Regions from separate parts of the Homo sapiens genome. Here region 2 is linked to region 1. Evidence: read pairs that join two places in POLR2A ChIA-PET (ENCODE). Cell type or tissue: OCI-LY7. All regions are shown on one strand. Links, peaks and the distances in the headings refer to the core of each region. The heading gives the core; the rest is flanking DNA.

Evidence for each region. Peaks named below come from ENCODE experiments on the same cell type or tissue, not always from the same donor. Only the 100,000 strongest peaks of a DNase experiment are listed, where the experiment ranks them.
Region 2: POLR2A ChIA-PET joins it to region 1 with 6 read pairs; 4 of 35 experiments call an interaction of 5 or more read pairs at or near these places.

The regions. Positions count from the first base shown.
Region 1 is chr12:25,128,899-25,132,898 of GRCh38, reverse strand. All of the region lies in intron 9 of DNAI7 (dynein axonemal intermediate chain 7), which reads left to right. Among named protein-coding and RNA genes, the nearest start is that of DNAI7, 64 kb to the left of the region's middle. In OCI-LY7, for the core only: CTCF peaks have their summits at 1,805 and 2,008 (motif pointing right); a DNase peak (open chromatin) is centred at 2,008; H3K27ac peaks cover 679 bases.
Region 2 is chr12:25,016,365-25,034,324 of GRCh38, reverse strand. It overlaps a transcript of IRAG2 not described here. Among named protein-coding and RNA genes, the nearest start is that of IRAG2, 27 kb to the left of the region's middle. In OCI-LY7, for the core only: CTCF peaks have their summits at 10,091 and 10,297; DNase peaks (open chromatin) are centred at 8,674, 8,894, 9,184, 10,334 and 1 weaker place; H3K4me3 peaks cover 2,904 bases; H3K27ac peaks cover 4,000 bases.

The sequences.
Region 1 (4,000 bases), core at 1-4,000:
AGGGGTTATACCCCAATATAAAGAATTTGTACACATCAGTGAGAAGACAATTTCTTAATATAAAATTAAGCAAAGGACATGAGCAGGCAGCTGAGAAAAGAAATACAACTAGCCAAAAATGTACTGAACCAAATAAGTAATCAAATTAGAAAAAAGATGTCATTTGTTTTCCTATCAGATTGAGCAGGCAGGCGTCTTCACATACCGTTATTAGAAGTGTAAATCTGTACAGTCCTTATTTGGTACCATGTAAACATGCCTATGATTAGTGATTTAACTTATAGTAATTTATTATTAGAAAATAATAGAACAAAATAAATAAAAATGATTGTGCCAAGATTTTCATTGAAGTTTTTTATAGTAGCAAAAACAGTCCACAAATTAAAATAATTGTAAAGTATCCAAACAACACTAGTTTGTTTGGATATTTGGATATTTTATCATTTAAAATGACACAGATTTATATACTTTTCTATAGAAAGATCCCTAAGCTGTATTGTTAAATTTTTTTTAAAGTTAAAACTCTATTATCAATATGATTCTGTTTTTATGAATGCACAGAAAAAATCTAGAGGCCTCTTTACCAAAGAGTGGCTATCTTTTGGTGGTGGGGGAAAGAACGTGAGAAGGATGGGATGGTGGTATATTATCAGTGATTTTTTTACTGTCTATACTCTATTGTGTTATTTGAATTTTCAATAAGTAAGTACTGAACACGCAATACTTTCCTCATAGGAAATGAAACGATGTATTTCCCATTTTGGCTTTAAAGGGGGAACGTTCATGATAAGCCTCTGTGCTGAGGTGAAATTCCCTTCCTCCCATCACACGAATAATCCCTGTACCTAACTTCTACTTGTCTTCATTCAAGACTTACCTTAAATTTTACCTCCAGAGAATCCTCCGTCTCCTCAGATTAAATCAGATGTCCCTCCACTATGCTCTTGTCATTCTGTTTAATTATTATAATTGTTGCCTTAAACACTAAATTATGATCTTGAGGGCAAGAATTTCTTGAGAGACTTCATATTTAAGCAGAGAGCATAGAGCTCATGATAAGGGCTCAATGAATGTTTATTGAATGAAGGAAGGAAGAAGTGAATGAATGGATGTTTAAATGATGAAAAGCAGGCCCTGACTTGGGTCTGATTTGTTGTGAGCAGCCTACATAAATTGGGCAATCCAACCACTATGCTCCTCAAAGTTATCCTGTCTTTTGAGAGATACTTAAGATCCTCTTCATTACAGTTGGGTGTGCTGGAGATCACTTCTGCTACCTTTACGGATTCTGCAAGCTGGTTACTGGGGATTCTTGGGACTCTCTCCTCTGCAGTTCTGATCCTCCACCCCTTTAGTGATCCGGCATAGTATGTGGTAATAGGAAGACTCTTGCTGTCACTACTTCAGCCTTAGGAAAGGTGTGCTCCTCCCATTCCAGTTGGAACTCAGTGTGTGTGTGAAGCAATATTTACAGACAGTGTAAAGTTATGTTTGTATTCCTATATAATCACAGCTACAGGAGAACTAACATAACCCTAAATTTCATTCATAACACAATTTGTGTGTGTGACAAAATGTATTCTAAATGTTTTAAACTGCCATATAAATTCATGATACTCAACTTTTTTGTCTATGTGTATAAATTAGGGACTACATGTAAGATCAGTAGGCAAACTTAACTATGTTTTGGATTTAGAGAAAAAAGTTCTCTATTTTTCCAGCTTTTTTTTTTTGGTTGGGGGTAAACTGCTTACCTCACAATTTTAGGTTGGCATATTTTATTATAAATCTTACATCATTATATCTTTATAATGACTTTAGAGACTGATGCAAGGCAAGTATGATATAATAATGCAGGCAATTATGGCCCAGAACATATGAGTTATGTTTGATATGTTAGGTAATCACAAATAACAAGTATTTAGTATTTTGGTCATTTAAAAAATTAAATCTCTTACATTAGATGATGTACACATTTTCTTTTTCATGAGTACAGCAAGAAGTTTGCCACTAGAGGGCTCTTAATACCACATTTTAGTTCATTTAAATGTGTAATACTAATAATATTATAGGTATTGGGTAATACTGTCTTCCCAATTACTATATCATGCAAACTTTTTAGAAAAGCCTAATTTAAGTGTAGCACATTTGTGAGAAATTTTTTTTCTAATGAGAATTACCTTCAGAACTACATTAGTGATCTAAGGGGCATGCATTATAGTATGTGGGTCTTTGAACTTTTAAAAGTTAAAGTAGTCTCTGGCTTTAAGATAGTTTAAGCAAACATATACAGGATTTAACATAAATATTTTATTTTATTTTATTTTATTTTATTTTATTTTATTTTATTTTATTTTATTTTGAGAGGGAGTCTCGCTCTTTCGCCCAGGCCGGAGTGCAGTGGCGCTATCTCGGCTCACTGCAAGCTCTGCCTCCCAGGTTTATGCCATTCTTCTGCCTCAGCCTCCCAAGTAGCTGGGACTACAGGCACCCGCCCCCGCGCCCGGCTAATTTTTTGTATTTTTAGTACAGACGGGGTTTCACCGTGTTAGTCAGGATGGTCTCGATCTCCTGACCTTGTGCTCTGCCTGCCTTGGCCTCCCAAAGTGCTGGGATTACAGGCGTGAGCCACCGCGCCCGGCCCATATAAATATTTTATATATGTAATGTATATGTTATTGGCAAACATTTACCAAATACCTGCTATTGATAAGGGATTCAACACGCTCTTGTTTTTAATGAGCTAACAATCTTGTGGATTAGAAGAGTAACAGTTACCATATCTTCTAATATATGCAATGAGAGAGATTCTACATGGGGGTTAAGAGATCAAAATAGGCTGGGCGTGGTGTCTCATGCCTATAATCCCAGCACTTTGGGAGGCCGAGGCAGGGGGATCACCTGAGATCGGGAGTTTGAGACCAGCCTGACCAACATGGAGAAACCCCATCTCTACTAAAAATACAAAATTAGCCAGGTATGGTGGCAGGTACCTGTAATCCCAGCCACTCAAGAGGCTGAGGCAGGAGAATCACTTGAACCTGGGAGGCAGAGGTTGCGGTGAGCTGAGATCATGCCATTACACTCCAGCCTGGGCAGTAAGAGTGAAACTCCATGTCAAAAAAAAAAAATAAAAATAAAATAAAAATAAACCCAAAATAAAAACAAATGAACAGATTGGAAGTCTTCTCTCATGAGGTAACATGAGCTGAATCTTTTGGTGTAGCATGGAGAAGTTTAGATAGGAAGGAAAGGAAGTTATTCTGGTCAGAGGGAAAAGTATGGAGACATGAAATAGCCTTAGTAATTTGGGATGTTTTGTGATCATCGTGGATAAATTAAAAATCCATGGGAATAAGTTATATAAAAAACCTAGCATCAGAGCTCCTTAACATTCAACAACCTTTAATGTGCCACAAATGTATGTTTTCAGTGCATTTCCAGGTCATACCCTGGGAGTTGTTCTCATTTCCTTACTCACTTACTGAATATTTATCATACGCCTACCTCTATGTGGTAGGCACCATTCTGGCCCTCGGGAGGATGGCTAAAGAACAAATAAGGCTCCTTCTCTCATAATTTACATACAAGTTAGGAGAAATCAACAATAAATAAGAAAAAGTAGAAAATACCATATAGTAATCATTCATGCACCAAATTAAACAGGATTAAACTGGGAGTGACTTTACATTGGGTAGTTAGGGAGGGCCTGTTTGATGGGGTATTATTTAGCCGAGACCCAGATGACAAGAAGGAATCAGCTATTTAAAATGAAGGTAAAAATAGTCTTCAGGCACAATTATTGCAGAAGTCATAAAACAGAAGTGAGAAGGAAGGCCAGCGACTGATGTATGATGGGCAAGAAGCAAAGTGGTATGTAATAAAGTTGGAAAGGGAGGCAGAAGCCAGATAAAGTCAGGCTTTGCAGGCCAGAGTGAGAATTTAGGCTTTTATTGTAAATGTAGTGGGGAGCCATTAGAGGGTGGTAAGTAGGAGTGTG
Region 2 (17,960 bases), core at 8,334-12,333, 110 kb after region 1:
GATAAATATATTTACTTTCAGGGTTTGGAAAATTCTAAAAAATAACTCATGGATATCTACTGCTACCTTTGGGATCCCAGGCTGGGGAATCAGGGCAGGTAGTCTGTCCTGTCAAGAAAACAAAGATTTCTAAAGTCCCAAAGTCCCTGAATGCACACTTCCACAAACCTTCAACCTTGCTGTAGCTTTCGGCCGTAACTTGAAAATGGTCCTTTCTCCCCAAGCTAAGAAACTTTAGACTTGGACTCTAAGAACTATCAGCACATTCTCTCAGTGTCACTGGTAGTTTTTGGCAAGCTGTGAACCTTCATTAAATCATAAGCTATCACATGGGGTAGTTATCTTTCAAAGCTTTCCATCTTCTTATAATGACCTACCTCTGCAGACTGAGCAAGAGTGAGTTCGTAATGTAAAGACTTTTCTCCTTCAGAGATGATACTGTTACACTCTCCATTAACATTCAACTGGATCCCATTTCTTGAGAAAAACAAAAACAATAGTCTAGTTAGGTGTGCCTCCAACATTACGTTTGAAGTCAACAGAATATAGGGTCCATTTATCACGAAACAATCAGTGCCATGTGCCAAGGATTGTATAATGTGCTTGGGAATAGGGAGAGTGATCAGAAATTGTCTCTGTCCTCCAGGAGCTGCACAGACTGGTGAGTCTAGGAGGTCATACACCAGGCCACAGTTTTTAAAAGAATTGGTACCAACAGTTAAAAATCAGAAAATGTCACTTAAAAATCTGGATTTCTGGCTTTTCTTCCAAAATCAGAAGATGTGGCCAGATTAGGTCCATACCGTTTTGATGTCACAATTAGTTGGAGCTAAACAGAGTAACCCCTTTGCCTTTATATCGGTAATGCACTTATCTCCTTTTCCATTTGCATAATGTAGATGCGTGCATATTCCATTAGCTTTACTCATTTTTGTTATCTGAGTGGCTCCTGTGGATCCTGGACTAGCATATTACTCACATTCAGAAACAAATAATTATCATACAGGATGATGTGTGTTAGGAAAGAGGTGAGAACAAGGTGCCATGCTTACATTCAAAACAATTACTTAGGCCAGGCTGGGTGGCTCACACCTGTAATCCCAGCACTTTGAGAGGCCGAGGCAGGCAGATCATGAAGTCAGGAGTTCGAGACCAGCCTGGCCAACATGGTGAAACCCCATCTCTACTAAAAATACAAAAATTAGCCAGGCATGGTGGCATATGCCTGTAGTCCCAGCTTACTGGGGGACTGAGACAGAAGAATTGCTTGAACTCAGGAGGTGGAGGTTGCAGCGGGCCGAGATCACGCCACTGCACTCCAGCCTGGGTGACAGAGCAAGACTCCACCTCCAAAAAAAAAAAAAAAGAAAGAAAGAGTTACTTAGTTCCAGGGTAAGGGAAAAGCAAGCAAGGGAAAGTCAACACAATGGACTGAATGTTTGTTTGCCCCCCATTATTTCATATATTGAATTCCTAACCCCAATGCGATGGTATTTGGAAATGGAACACTTGGAAGGTAATTAAGTTATGAGGTTGGAGCCCTCATGAATGGGATTAGTGTCCTTATAAGAAGAAGCCAAAGAGTTAGCTAACTGCTTTTCCTCCATGCTTGTACAAGGATAAGTCGGCAATCTGCAACTTAGTACAGGGCCCTCACTAGAACTCAACCCTGCTGGCATCCTGATCTTGGAGTTCCAGCCTCCAAAACTGTAAGAAATAAATGAGTATTATTGAAGCCACACAGTCTATGGTATTTTGTCATAGCATCCTGAGCTGTCTAAGACAATCAGGGGTCATAGAAAACTCACAAAGAAGTTCTCATGGAGAAAAATAGAGAAAATATCACATACAAACGTATAGAAGAAAAGAATGTGGCACATACAAAGCTCAATTGGGCCAATAATGTAGGGTAGAGGAACAAGAGAGGAGGCTGGCAAGGGTTGCCCTCTACTTACGTGATGAGTGCCTGTTGCAAGTGCTGTAACTCATGAGCCAGTTTACTTTTTTCCCCTCGTAAATTCTGGAATCGCACACAACATTAGGCTGTACATGTTACTCTAGTGGGGAATTTACATTTAACAAGCCCACCTTGCAAGGTGTGAGATTAATAATAACAGGTATACCTCTATAATGCTTCCATATTCTATGATGGTTGATTTAAGTTCTTCTATATATAAGCCTTTCTGAAAAGTAGAAGAGAGAAATAATAGCAAAAAAGTAATGGGTCCACCAAATCATATATATTAGACTATTAATGTGAGCCACAGAAAAATTGTAAATGCCCAATCGTCATGCGATTCTACCAGTCTCACTATTTGAAAACTGAACCAGTCGGTGTTTTGCGATTAAAAACACACAAGGACGGCTGGGCGTGGTGGCTCACGACTGTAATCCCAACACTTTGGGAGGCCGAGGAGGGCGGATCACCTGAGGTCGGGAGGTCCAGACCAGCCTGACCAACATGGGGAAACCCTGTCTCTACTAAAAACGCAAAATTAGCCGGGTGTGGTGGCGCATGCCTGTAATCCCAGCTACTCAGGAGGCTGAGGCAGGAGAATCACTTGAATCCAGGAGGTGGAGGTTGTGGTGAGCCAAGATCACGCCATTGCACTCCCGCCTGGGCAACAAGAGTGAAACAAAACAAAAAAACAAAACAAAAACAAACACACACACACACACGGACAAAAAGGGAGCAATATGTAACTGGTGTCAATATAATCTGTGTTTGTCTGACCCAGTGGAATCAAACTCTAAAAGGTGATTCTTAAGCCCAAAACAAAATTATATTTATCATCATGATGTGTTAAAGAAAAAAATCAGTCTTGCAAGTGACCAATGAAATAAAGGCATCTGATTTTTTTCAGTACTAATGATACCTCCTTAAAATCATTGTTTTCTTCTACAAGACCAAAAGGTACAGGTAGTGAGTACCTGATCTCTAATTTTATCCTGTGGCTAGCGTGGTGGCTGGCACATGGGAGATGATCAATCAATACCTGATGAACCCTGAGCAGGAGTGCAGAACGGTGAGAAGACCAGAGTTAGGGAGGAACTGAGTAGCCACTACTATCGCAATATCATTACATAGAGAACACCCGCAATGAAGACATCAAGTTAGGACAATACGCAGTATCCCAGTCAAAGTCCACAGCTATGCATGTTTCTTTTGAAACTTCAAAATGTGCATGGAAAAGAGGAGTGGCAAATATCATTCTTTCTTCACTTCTCTGTTTTGGACTGTGGAAGATTATTGACTGAGGCTGTGTTCCTTCCTGTGTCTCTTAAAGTTACCGTAACCAGCACCTTTGTAGCCGGTATCCTTGGCTACAATCACAGGATACAAGAATAGAATGATATCTATCTATGTATCTATCTAATCAATCAATCAAATTGGGTTTCAAATAATTTGGGTATATATTCTTCTTCCACCCTAAAATGAATGGCTGCAGACTCATTTATGTTGTTAGAAATTAAAACGACATCACCAGTATCTAGCCAGTGACTGGTAGATTGGCACACTAATATTTGTCACGTGTGGATGAACACCACCAGAATTTAGAGAAGATATGTTCAAACTTATTTTTATAAAGTGCTATAAAGGAAAGTCTCATGACATCATATTAGAATCAGATTTTTTAGGCTGGGTGCGGTGGCTCACGCCTGTAATCCCAGCACTTCAGGAGGCTGAGGCAGGTGGATCACCTGAGGTTAGGAGTTCAAGACCAGTCTGGCCAACATGAGGAAACCCCGTCTCTACTAAAAATACAAAAATTAGCTGGCTTGGTGGCAAAACACCTGTAATCCCAGCTACTCAGGAGGCTGAGGCAGGAGAATTGCTTGAATCTGGGAGGTGGAGGTTGCAGTGAGCTGAGATCATGCCATTGCACTCCAGCCTGGGCAACAGAGCAAGACTCCGTCAAAAAAAAAAGAATCAGATTTGGAGAGAGCTAGCCAATTCCATGGGACTTTGTGGTAAGGAACAATACCAACCTTCTGCAAACTTGTATCTTTATTAAGCAAAGTGTTCTCATATGTGTGTAACTGCATCTGAAAAGAGACGAATTTAGGGAAGGCCGTTGGGACATTGCTTTGGTAAAAGGACAGTGCCATAAAATCATTCCAGTAAGATGTTTCTGAAGCACCTTTAACATGCATGTACTTTTCACTTTACAAAGTACTTTCCCTTCCAACTCTAGAGGCAGGCATCATTGCTCTCATGTTACCAGTGAGGAAACCAAACTCCACACTACCCAGAGACTCACCCACCCAATGTCGCACACTGTCAATGGCAGAGCTGAGCCTGGAATGCAAGTCTACAGCTCCAGCCAAGTGCCCTTCCCACCATTCCACACTTAACATAATAAGGGAATGTTCAGAATCTTCACTTTTTTGGTGAAAATAAAAAGTCTAGATACAATATGAACATAGAGATTCCATGAGGACACATAGAAGACTCTTCCCCTTTTAAAAACATAGTTTAGCCTGGCATGGCGGCACATGCCTGTAGTCTCAGGCACTCGGGAGGCTGAGGCTGGAGGATGGTTTGAGCCCCAGAGTTCGAAGGTGCAGTGAGCTACGATCACACCATTGCACTTCAGCCCAGGTGACAGCGCAAGACTCTCATCTCTAAAACTAAAATTTAAATAAAAAAAAAAAACATATTGTAACAATGCTTAAGATTTCTTTTAGCTAAGTGAACATAAAGGATATATCAATTTATTCAAATCAAAAGCAAGCTTGTTGGCATATGCTGCTGCATATTATAGAATGAATAAATATGTATATTGACTGAATTGAGAACCTGGAAAAATAATCATCATGGTCAGAAGCAGAATCATCACCATAATCTTATACACTGGATATAATCACATCATCATCTGAATTTATAGCAAGCTTGTGGGATAGGTACAAACATCACATCCATTTAGTAGATGTGAAAATTTAGACTTAGAGCTTGCCTGAGGTTATAAAATTTTTCAGTAGAAAAGACAGGATCTGAACCCGTGTCTTCTGGCTCTTTCCACTGGTTTATCACAGTTGTGTTTTGCAAAGACAGCCACTCCTAGTGTAGAATTAATTTTAATGTCTAAGAAGGCTGGGCATGGTGGCTTACAGCTGTAATCCCATGCTTTAGGAGGCCAAAGTAGGAGGATCACTTGAGGGAAGGAGTTCAAGATCAGCTTGGGCAACATAGCAAGACTTCATCTATACAAAAAATTTAAAAATAAATTAACTGGGCATGGTGGTGTGCCTCTGTACTCCCAGCTACTTGGAGTTTGAGATGGGTACATGTGCACAACGTGCAGGTTTGTGATGGGAAGATCACTTGAACCCAGGAGTTCAAGGCTGCAGTGAACTATGATAATGCCACTGCACTACTGCGCAGGTAACAGAGTGAGATCCCATCTTTAAATTCACAAATTAACTGATTATTTGTTAGTTAATTTTTAAAAAATTGATGTTTAAATTATAACTGTTGTTTTACATATATATGTAAACACACACATGAAATGTTAGTTTCTGCTAGGAAACTGGAAAACTCTACATCAGAATGTAGAAATTTAAGTATATCATCATTTCAGACACATACAACAACAAAATATTTCTCAAATAAGCCATTAGAGATGACAATAAGCATGACACAAATTCATGAATTTACTAGTCGTTGTCATCTGTTTCCTGATGAGAATGTGTGACAGATAACAAAAATATGTATGAAATATAGACTTTTTAGACACTATCTAGACAAAAAATATTTTTGTAAGGTATAATTTCTTAATATAATTAGGGATAAATTTTTCCCATCTCTCCTCATTTTTAGCATTAAGAAGGTACATTATCTCAGGTTGAGGTTGGTAAACTACAAAAAAATAAAAATAAAATTTAAAGAAGGTACAATATCTGAAATATTTCCTGATTTAGAAATAAATAAAATCAGACACAATTAAATTAAAAATTGCCATATAATATAAAAAGATAACAAATCTGGGCAAGAATGTAGAGAAATTTGAGCCCTCATGCACTGCTGGTGGAATGTAAAATGGTGCAGCCACTTTGAACACAGCCTGGCAGTTCCTTAAAAGGTTAAACGTAGAAACAAGGCCAGGCGTGGTGGTTCACCCCTGTAATCCCAACACTTTGGGAGGCTGAGGCGGGCAGATCACTTGAGGTCAGGAGTTTGAGAACAGCCTGGCCAACATGGTGAAATCCCATCTTTACCACAAATACAAAAATTAGCTAAGCATGGTGGCGCACGCCTGTAATCCCAGCTACTCAGGAGGCTGAGGCAGGAGGATCCCTTGAACCTGGAGGCAGAGGTTGCAGTGAGCCAAAATCATACCACTGCACTCCAGCCTGGGCAACAAGAGCAAAACTCTGTTTCAATAAATAAATAAATAAACAAACAAACATAGAAACATCAAGTGACCCAGTAATTTCACTCCTAGGTATATACCCAAGAGAAATCAAGACATATGTACACATAGAAATTTGTATACAAATGTTCATAGCAGACGATTCATAATAGCCAGAAAGTGAAAACAGCCTGAACACCCATCACCTGATGAGTGAACAAACAAAATTTGATATATCCATATAGAATATTATCCAGCCATAAAAAGAGGTGTAGTACAGCCGGGTGCAGTGGCTCATGCCCGTGATCCCAGCACTTTGGGAGGCCGAGGTGGGCAGATCACAAGGTCAGGAGATTGAGACCATCCTGGCTAACATGGTGAAACCCGGTCTCTACTAAAAATACAAAAAATTAGCTGGGTGTGGTGGCGGGTGCCTGTAGGCCCAGCTACTCGGGAGGCTGAGGCAGGAGAATGGCGTGAACACGGAAGGCAGAGCTTGCAGTGAGCCAAGATTGCACCACTGCACTCCAGCCTGGGCAAAAGAGCGAGATTCTGTCTCAAAAAAAAAAAAAAGAAAAAAAAAGAGGTAGTAATACATGCTATATCATGGATGAACCTTAAAAACATTATGCTAAGTGAAATCAGCCACACACAAAAGGCAACATATTATATGATTTAATTTATATGAAATGTCCAGAATAGACAAATCTATAGAGACAGACAATAGATTAGTGGCTGCTTAGGGTTGGGGAGAGGACGGTGGGTGGGGGATGGTAAAAGGGATTTCTTTCAGGGTGATGAGAATGTTTTAAACTTGATTTTGGAGATGGTTGTACAACTCTGTGAACGTACTAAAACACACTGACTTGTATACTTTAAGTTGATGAAATTTAAGGCATGTGAATTACATATCAGTAAAGCAGTTGCCAAAAAAAAAAAAGAAGGAAAAGGAAACTAGCTTTTATATAACTCAAATATTTTGTAGACTAAAAGTTTCAGAATTTATAACCAAAGTTTAGTTTGTCAATGAGGCATAGACATTTTCATAAAATAATACTGGTTTGACAGAAAAAAAATATTTTACCAGTATTTGGGAAGTGCTTACTTGGTGCTCTGTCTCAGTTTTAGACAAGTCTTCAATCTTCTTTTCCAGTCTGTCTATATCCATGATGTTCTTGAAATTCTAATGTAAAAGATAGTATTCTTGGATTTAGCACCAAGAAAAATAAAAGATGAGGACAAACAAAGTCTCTTTTAGGAGGTGGTATTTCATCACTCTCAGTATTGCCTTTTTATCTTCCATTCAACCTCAGCCACTACTCCCATAGTCATAAATTCAAACTTGTTATTACCAGTCACTGCAGCCCCTCCATTACCTTAACTGCAAGCATCCCACCGTTCAACAACCACCTCTTGGCTTTCCAGATTACTTCCTCTATACCCACAAACCTTCAATCCCCCCTGGAACCCGCAATCCATTGATCCGACCACCTTTTCATTATCCTTCAACCTTCCCATGAACTCAGACCCCTCTTTATTTAGCTTCAGTTCTTCCCTGGGCAATCATTATAATCATTCCCTTCCAAATGCCTCCATTCCCTGCCTAACTCCTGCTTCTTAGCATTTACCTAGATTAGCTTACCACCCACTCCACACCAGCACCCTTTCAGATGAACATGCTTAAAGAAAGCATGAACAGATAGGTCACAGGTTTAATTCATGGCCTTTAACCTCAGTGTTTACTGGTGATCATATCATATCATCCTGGTATATTTATACTGCCTTTTACCTAAATCAGGGGGTGGCAAACTATGCCCAGCCCCCTCACTCCACCCCTAAAGACCAAATCTAGCTGACCACCTGTTTTTGTAAATAAGGTTTTATTAGAGCACAGCTGTGCCCATTCAGGTACATACTGTCTATGACTGCTTTCACAATACAAAGGCAGAGGTAAGTAGTTGACACAAAGGTCATTTTTGTGGCTAGCAAAGCCTAAAAATATTTACAATCAGGCCCTTTACAAAAAATTTTCGAACCCCTAGCTCATTTCATTCCTTCTCTTTCCTCAAATTTCCAATAACCCCTCCAACATCCTCACTCTCAGCTGATGACTTTGCTTTGTATTTCACTGAGACACTAGAAACAACCAGAAGAAAATTTCCTTCTTACCTGAAAACATAACAAATATCTTTGGATATATTACAAAGCATTTCCTGATCCAAACACTTCTGTCCACCTCCACTGCAACTACTCAGTCCAAGCCCCCATCAGCTTTTGACTGGATCATTGCAAAGACCTCTTAATTGGTCTTCCTGCTTTTTCTCTTGCCCCGCTACAATGGATTCTAAACCCAGCAGCCAGAGTTGTCTTGTTAAAACGGAATTAGATCATATTACTCCTTTGCTCAAAACACTTCAATGGCTCCCATCTCACTCAAGTGTTTTTTTTGTTTTGTTTTGTTTTGTTTTAAAAAAAGACAGAGTCCTTAGGATGCGTGTGTAAGCCCCTTGTGTCTGGACCCTCCAGCTCTTGGCCTGCATCTCTTGCTACTTGTTCACTTTGCTCCAGACACTCTGGCCTTGCTGTCCCTCCAAAATAGCAGGCAGGCTGCAGCCTCACGATTTTCAGCTATTTCTTCTGCCTGGAAGGCTCTTTCACAGATAAACCTCCTTTCCCAGTTTTGAATCAAAGGATTAGCTTCATAAGGCTGCTTTTCCTAACCACCCTAGTTTAAATTGCACTCCTCTCTGCCTCAGTTCTGTTTTCTGCTTTTCTTTTCTCTATAGCTCTTTTTACCGTCTAACATACTAGTTCCACATGAGCTATTTTGCTAAGCTCATATAGTCAGCACTTAGAATAGCTCTAAGATCTTCCAATGAATACGTGTTGAATGAACAAAATGAATGAATGAATAAAAGTGAATCACTACCCAAACCATTGTGATGTTACTCTTCACAATGCATCAGATTTTTACCTCCCAAAGGAATCTTAGCTAGTGACAACACTTATATTCGTTTTCTAATGTAAGTCAATAATTGCAATGCTATTTCATGATGAAGGGCTTTCAATCTTCCTTCTATCTCAATTCTGAACTGGTTTGGTACAATTCTTTGATACGTGTCACTCATCTAAATAAGAGGAGAAAAATATCTTACATTAGTAGTTTAATTGTAAATCACTAGTTTCACAAAAGCCTGGCCTTGTGGCTATACCAGCTCTGAATCTAATATAGGCTTTCTTTCCAAACTTTAATTGTTCCTTTCCAATCCACTATGAAATTTTAAAATACCCACTTGGCCCACATTTTGAATAACTCTCCAGATTGTGCTGCATAGCTTCATAAATACTTCTGATAGCCTCACATAAAAGCAAAATTTAAAAACTGGCATACTACTTGATATTCAAATGGTGTCTATTATAAAAGGAATTTTCCCAGCAAAATAGTAACTTGCTAGTAGCTTGTTCCCTGTTCTTCCAATGCTTCAATTTTGTTGCTTTAAAAAAATTATATTCTTTTTCTTTGAGATTATACTAATATTTCCTAACATTTATAAGCTACATTGTGGTTTACCAAATGGCTTCACGTGAATTATCTTAGTTAATCTCGAAAATAACTCCATGGCATAGGTACTATTAGCCCAGAAAAGATAAATGGTTTTTCCAAGGTCCTTTTTTCAGTGAATTTAAGATCTGAATCGTAGACTCAAGACTCTTGCCACTTTGTTCAATGGAATTAAATGGAAAATGATTAGATAACATCCATACTTTCCTTCTTGATTTGGATATTTTTTAGATGGGTTCATTGTATTTCATCTTAAATTTGAATTTCTTAAATCCCATTTCTTCCAAGGATAATTGCAAAAGTAACAGTTTCTCTGTTCAGACATGAAAATCCCATCCATTCCTCCTCACTTGTAATTTGACAAGTCAACCTGCTCTCTGGCCTATAGGAGGCTATATTTACATGATTTTTATTTAACCCACAGCCATAAACCACGATGATATGATTTGCATGTTTGTCTATGCCAGTGTTTAACGATTCTGACATACCTCTTCCTGTAGAATCCGAATCTTAAGAATCAGAGCCCGGTTTTCTGTCTCCTAATTCATTGTGAGAAAAATAATTAAAATATATTTAAGATGTTTATGAAAATACCACATATTTACCTCCAAGGCTGACATTCTCTACCAACTTTGAATGTAGCATTCACCTATCACAAATGAGCCTACTCTGAAAATATTTTCAATGTGGGGTTAAGCCTTGGCCTACAGGTACTTGGGGATCTAAGTGAAGTCATTCTCCTCCTGGACTCAATGTAACTATGGTTGTTAGGGAGGAAAAGACAAAAGAAACAAAAAAGTAACAACCTGGCTTCTTTCCCTGCTACTTCATTTATGACAGGTAGTTGTAAACTCAGCTATTTAAATAGCACCTTGAAATCACAGAGCTCTAGAGTTCTATTTGAAGCTGTGGATATTCTCAGATGCAACATCATCACAACATATGAGCATCAAAAACTGTTTTACAATTAACAGCCTCAAATTCAGAACCATCAGAAAAAAAAAATCAATATATTTCAGGACAGGCTATTTGCCAAAATGTTAACAGTAAATTTCAAGGGTAGGTTAAGAATTTTGCAAAACTTTTTATTTGTTAATATGCATTTCTTTATTTTTATAAAGTAAATAGGTATTACCTTTATAATATAAAAATGAAAGAAAAAATATCTCAAGCTAGGATTTCATTGACACAATAATAAACACCTGCTCCCCATCCATGTACTTAAAATCTGAATACCTGAGTTCAATTCTGGCCCTACTTTTTCTTTTTTTTTTTTTTTTTTTGAGACGAAGTCTCGCTCTTGTTGCCCAGGCTGGGGTACAATAGTGCGATCTCGGTTCACTGCAACCTCCACCTCCCGGGTTCAAGTGATTCTCCTGCCTCAGCCTCCCGAGTAGCCAGACTTACAGGCACTTGCCACCACACCTGGCTACTTTTTGTATTTTTAGTAGAGACAGGGTTTCACCATGTTGGCCAGGCTGGCCTCGAACTCCTGACCCCAGGTGATCTGCCCACCTCAGCCTCCCAAAGTACTGGGATTACAGGCGTGAGCCACCACGCCCGGTGGCCCTACCATTTTTTAAAAAATTGACAGATAAATAACATCATGTGCTTTTACCATGTATAACATGATGTTCTAAAGTACATATATACCATAGAATGGTTAATTTAGCTCTATCATTTATTAGACAATTGACTTTGAACAATTAAAAACTTCCTCTGGACTTTATTGCTCTATTACATTTTTTAGTACACAAAAATATAGCAACTTCTGTTTCTACCTTACAGATTTTCTGTTATTACCTATGAGATGAAGTATCAACTAAATCTTTTAAAATTATAAAACACTACAAAATGCAAATGATTAGGATTCCGTATCTAGGACTCTGAACTTTATTTTTATTTATTTATTTATTTTTTGAGACCAAGTCTCAGACACCCAGGCTGGAATGCAGTGGTGCAATCTTGGCTCACTGCAGCCTCCACCTCCTAGGTTCAAGCAATCCTCCCACCTCAGCCTCCCAAGTAGCTGGGATTACAAGTGTGTGTCACCACGCCTGGCTAATTTCTATATTTTTAGTTGAGATGGGGTTTCACCATGTTGGCCAAGCTTGTCTTGAACTCCTGACCTCAAGTGACCCACCCGCCTCAGCCTCCCAAAGTGCAGGCCAAAATTCTGCACTTTAATCAATAGCAATTTAACATTACCAATTCCTAACAGGAAAGAAAGGACATTGAATGCTTTACATGCGCTAGCTCATTTATCCCTCCCAGCCCTAGGGTAAGTAGTATTGTTATCTCCATTTTATCTAGGAGGACCCACGGGCTTAGAGTGACTATGTGGCAGGGCTAAAGTCACACAGCCCTTGGAGCCGGAGCTTGAAGGAAGGCAGTCTGACTCCCAAGCGTGGGCTCTTGACCAGTTCTCTCCATTGCCTTCAGTTAGAAGCTCCTTAGTGGTCCCAGATTGAGTCTTTCCTATAATGCATCCATATAGACTTGCAGGGTCACAAAAGACCTGGCATTCAATGATCTAGTCCCCATATTTTACTACTGAGGCAAGAGCTAAGCTAAACAAAGTTATTTTGTTTGTGGGAGGTCATAAGGGACTGCCACAGGGCTGGAACCAAGTCTCTCCAAGATTTAGAGACTCTAAAAACAGTTTTGCAACTGATACCTGAAACAAATTAGTCGGAATGACTTTCAGCCACTCCTTACCATAGTTAATGATACTAGAGTACTGCTGGCATCTATCAGGATTTTGAAGACTATTACTAATTCTTTATACAACAGTTGAACCTTCTCAATAAAAATGATCACTTCTCTGGCATCTGACTTAAAGTTTAGTCTAAATGACTCTTTTGCTCTGAAATTATAAGCCTGTGCTTATTTAGCATAAGGAATGATTTATGGAGCTTCTCAGTAACCTGCAAGTACTGAGATAACTGTTTTTTTTTAAATCTGAGAAAAAAGGTGAAAGTTTCACAGATTTTTTTTAATTCAAGTGGTTTTTAGTATCAGATATTTTTGAATTCTCCTATCGACTTTAGGAGGCATTCCAGATATTTTCTGGGTTTTCAGAAACTATTGTGAATGTGACTGAGAAATATGTAAAAAATTTAAATCTTGATTGAAAAGGAGGCCAAGCACAGTGGCTCATGCCTATAATCCCAACACTTTGGGAAGCTGAAGTGAGAGGATCGCTTGAGCCTGGGAGGTCGAGGCTGGAGTGAGCCACGATCCTGCCACTGCACTCCAGCCTGGGCAACAAAGCAAGATCCTGTCTCAAAAAAAAAGAAAAAAAGAAAAAAAAAAAAAGAAAAGAAAGAAAGAAAAGGAAAACACAGATTTAAAAAAATCCTACCTGCCTTTACTTTTCTAAAGTGTTACCAATTCATTCATCAGGATATTGACTTCTGATGTTCCACCGGATAAGTCCTCTTGTATATTTCAGTTATGTAAATTATACGCCAAATTCAAAGTACTATAATAGATGACTTACTAATTGTTTGCTCTGGGCTACAATCATGCTCTTCTGCTCTTCTGAAGCATTCATACTAAGTTTCAGTTCCTCCAGTTCTTCTTTTAACAGATTTGTTCTCATAATAGCCTGGTGGGCACTGTGGGGGTGGGGGGAGAAGGCCATGAGCAAAACCTCAAATATAACCGTCAAAGACACTAAGAACAGCCAAGGACTATTTTGGACCCAAGTTGAAAACCACTAAAGGCTTAAACCAGATGCCCGCATAGTAAAAATATACCCATGATCTTTCAGTCCTTGGAAAAGGAAGGAATTTGGAGAAAATGGGGAGTGGGGAATGGAGACTATGGGGAAAACAGACAAATGTATTCCTGAAGCTAAAGATTTAGAGGATCCCTTTGAAAATCATCACTGGCTGAATTACCTGGTTCTTTCCCCCTACTAAGAAGATGTAATGTTAGTTAATGCAGTTCCACAAATATTAATTGAATAATACCATGTTCTAGGTGCTCTACAATGCAGGCTACAATGGTGAACAAAAGGGACATGGTCCTTGGCCTTATAGAGCTTACATACTATGGAGGGAGATGACAACTAAACAAATAAATAATTACCAAGTCTCTATATGACATATTCTATAAAGAAGTTTATCATACTGTTGATTATAACAAAGCATTGGAAAAAAAACCTAAACATCCACCAACAGGAAACTGATTAAATGAATTATGGTAATCCATATCATGAAGTTACCTACCTGTAGCTCCCGTTAGATTATAGACTGTTCCCTTAGGAACAAAGCCTTCAAAGGAGATACAATTTTTTTCCTAAGAAATTACATTGATCATTTAACAAATACTAATTGAGTGCTGAACCTGTCCCAGGCACTGTGCTAGGCATTGAAGAAGGGAAGAATGACTGAATCCGGAGAATTCTACTCATCTGGAGTTTATAGCCTAGTGGGGTAAACAGACAATCATACTGACAATACAGTATGATAAGAATCAAAAGAAATAAGGGTTTCTGGCTTTTAGGTAACTAGAAGGAAAGTAGTGCTGTTCTACAGTAGGTATTCTACTAAGCACTAGGCTAAACAGGATGAATATGACATAGTTCCTCCCATCAAGGAGGTCACAGTGATATAAACAGGAGGCAGGGAAACACTAGGTAGAAAAGGGCAGGGTTCCTGGCAAGGGTTCCACCCTCAAACCTGGACCCATGGCCTTAAATGAGAACTTCGCATCCCTGATTTCCCACCTGAATGCTGCCTTTTGACCCACCATGCCCCCTATCCTGTACCCACAAAAACTCCAAGCTCCACTGGCAGAGGAGCAGAGCAGTGTGGAAGAGAAGGAGAGAAGAGAAGAAGCTCTGAACATCAAGAGGAGAAGAGGCAGCTGGACATCAGAGACTAAGGTCAGAGAGAAGTTTGGCCAGGGACTGTCAGAGAGGAGTTTGGCTGGGACAGCTAAACTCCAGGGGAAGATTATCTTTCCACACCATCCCCTTTCCAGCTCCCCATCCTGCTGAGAGCCACTTCCACCACTCGATACAATCTCCACATTCACCATCCTTCAAGTTTGTGTGACCTGATTCTTCCTGGATGTTGGACAAGAACCTGGGTACCAAGAGGGTAGGGTGTAAAAGGCTGTCACCCTGATCCTCCACTGAGCTAGTTTAACTCTTAGCTGTCCATAGATGGCAAATGCTAAAAGAGTATTGCTTGTAACACATGCCCTCTGGGGCTCCAGAGGTTGTGGGCAACCCCTAGATGCTGCCACAGGCTGGTATGGGGTTTGTTCCTCCTGGCACCTAAAGGCACTCACCCCAGCTCCTACACCTGCTCACCTGCATGCTCCCCCTCCTGCAAGGGGTTTGAGCATGGCAGCTGAGCCAACAAGCCATCCCGGTTGCAAGTCCCACGAGGCAGTCAAGGGAACCCTCCCACCTCAATGGTTAATACAGAAAACAAATTACACTATGATGGGACAATTGGACAATATCAAAACTAGGTTGCGGGAACCCAAAGGAAACAGACAGTCTTCAGAAAGGATTAGGGGAAGGAGAAAAGAGAAAGACACGTGGCTTAATTTTGTAGACAGTGGCATTCTGATTGCCCATCTGGATTCTCCAGCCTTTCTGTCCATTATGTGAGTTACTTAATTCCTTTCTGATATATTTCTTGACTGCTTATTAAACCAGAGTTAGATTCCAGTGCTTGCAACCAAAAATCCTGACCAACATATTCATCCAAAGCAGTTTTGTTAAAGAAACTTTGAATTTTTATATTTCAGTTAAATAATAAATAAGCCAATTGTGAAATGAAGAGGACTTGAGGTAAGCAATTTTTTTAAAGATTAGTTTGGAGACTGGACTGGACAAGGTCAAAGATTTTGAGGATGAGAATGCTTTAGTGAAACATATGACTGGGCACAGTGGCTCCCCCTCCTGTAATCCCAGCACTTTGGGAGGATGAGGTGAGCAGATTGCTTGAGACCAGGCATTGTAGACCAACCTGGGCAACATGGCAAGACCTTGTCTCTACAAAAACACAAAAATTAGTCAGGCATGGTGGCATGCACCAGTAGTCCCAGCTACTTGAGGGGTGGGGGGTGAGGCCAGAAGATCACTTGAGCCTAGGAGACGGAGGTTGCATGCAGTGAGCTGAGATCGTGCCGCTGCACTACAGCCTGGGTGTCAAAGTGACACCCTGTCTCCAAAAAAAAAAAAAAAAAAAAGAAGAAAGAAAGAAACATTTCCACTCAAAAACTCCTGCACAAATGTTCATGGCAGCATTATTCCTAATAGCCAAAGAGTGGAAACACTCCAAATGTCCATCATCTGAAGAATGGATAAACAAAATCTGATATATCTATGCAACTGAATATTATTCAGCCAAAAAGAAATGAGGTAGAAATACACGCTACAACATGGATGAACCTTAAAAACATTATGCTAAGTGAAATAAGCTACACACCAAAGTTCACATATTGTATGATTCCATTTATATGTAATGCCCAGAATAGGCTAATCTACAGAGACAGAAAGTAGAATAGAGGTTTCCAGGGTCTAAGAAGAGAGGAAATGGAGCATGCCTGCTGGTAAGTATGGAGTTTCTTTTTGGAGTGGTGAAAATATCCTGGAATTGGATAATGGTGATAATTGCACAACCTTGAGAATATACTCAAGTTTTTTTTTTGTTGGTTTTTTTTTTGAGACAGAGTCTTGCTCTATCACCTAAGCTGGAATGCAGTGGCACGATCTTGGCTTACTGCAACTTCTGCCTCCCAGATTCAAGCGATTTTCTTGCCTCAGCCTGCAGAATAGCTGGAATTACAGGCTCGTGCCACCATGCCCAGCTAATGTTTGTATTTTCAGTAGGGATGGAGTTTCACCATGTTGGCCAGGCTGGTCTCAAACTTTTGATCTCAAGTGATTCACTTGCCTTGGTCTCCCAAAGTGCTGGGATTACAGGCATGAGTCACCATGCCCAGCCAGAGAATATACTCTAAAAACACTGAATTGTATACTTTAAGAGAATGAATTTTATGCTGTGTGACTCTCAATATTTAAAAGGTTTTTTAAAAAAAGAAAAAAGAAATGAAAGTTCCCCGCACACTGGACCCCACTGTGGCTCACCTTTTTACCTGAAGGCGCAATTCGGTACAGTCCTCTGATAACTGGCTGTTAGTTTCTTCCAGGGTTTCTAAAGCCAACTTAAACTTATTATTTTCTTCCTCAAGTTTTCTTTTGTTGAAATGAAGGTCTGCTACGTAGGCAATCAAATCAGACACCTCTCTGCAAGTAAAAGAATAGATGAGAATAACCTTCACATCACTAATTCCTTCTAATAAAATAAGGTATACGGTTAAACAAACCAAACTTTGATATTCTGGTGAGTTTTTTTTTTTTTAACTTTACCCTCATCTGTCATCATAAACATAATTAATGTATATAATAAATAGCTATTCAGATTTTATTACAATAGCATCAAAGATGTTTCCCAAAATTTCCAAGTAGCCATCATTTGCCAGATGTAAAATCAACTTCTACAGTTTTTGTTGATTCTTTTCCCCTTCACTCTCAACATTTGTCTTCTAAACGAAGAGTTCCTATTTCTGCCTGGAATATGAGAGATCCTGAAATAAATGGACACAATATTCTTTTTTTTTTTTTCATTTTTTGAGACAGAGTCTTGCTCTGTCGCCCAAGATGGAGTGCAGTGGCACGATCCTCCGCCTCCCAAATTCAAGCAATTCTCCTGCCTCAGCCTCCAGAGTAGCTGGGACTACAGGCATGCACCACCATGCCCAGCTAATTTTTGTACTTTTAGTAGAGATGGGGTTTCACCATGTTGGCCAGGCTGGTCTTGAACTCCTGATCTCAAGTGATCTGCCCGCTTCAGCCTCCCAAAGTGCTGGGATTACAGGCATGAGCCTCTGTGCCCAGCCTATATTCTTTCAGCGAAGGGATCTCGGCAGGTTTACCTAGGAAACAGTTCCTAGAGTCTTATCATTGTAGTCTGAAGCTCACAATTCAGTACTCATCTTTCCTAATGTTTTGTATA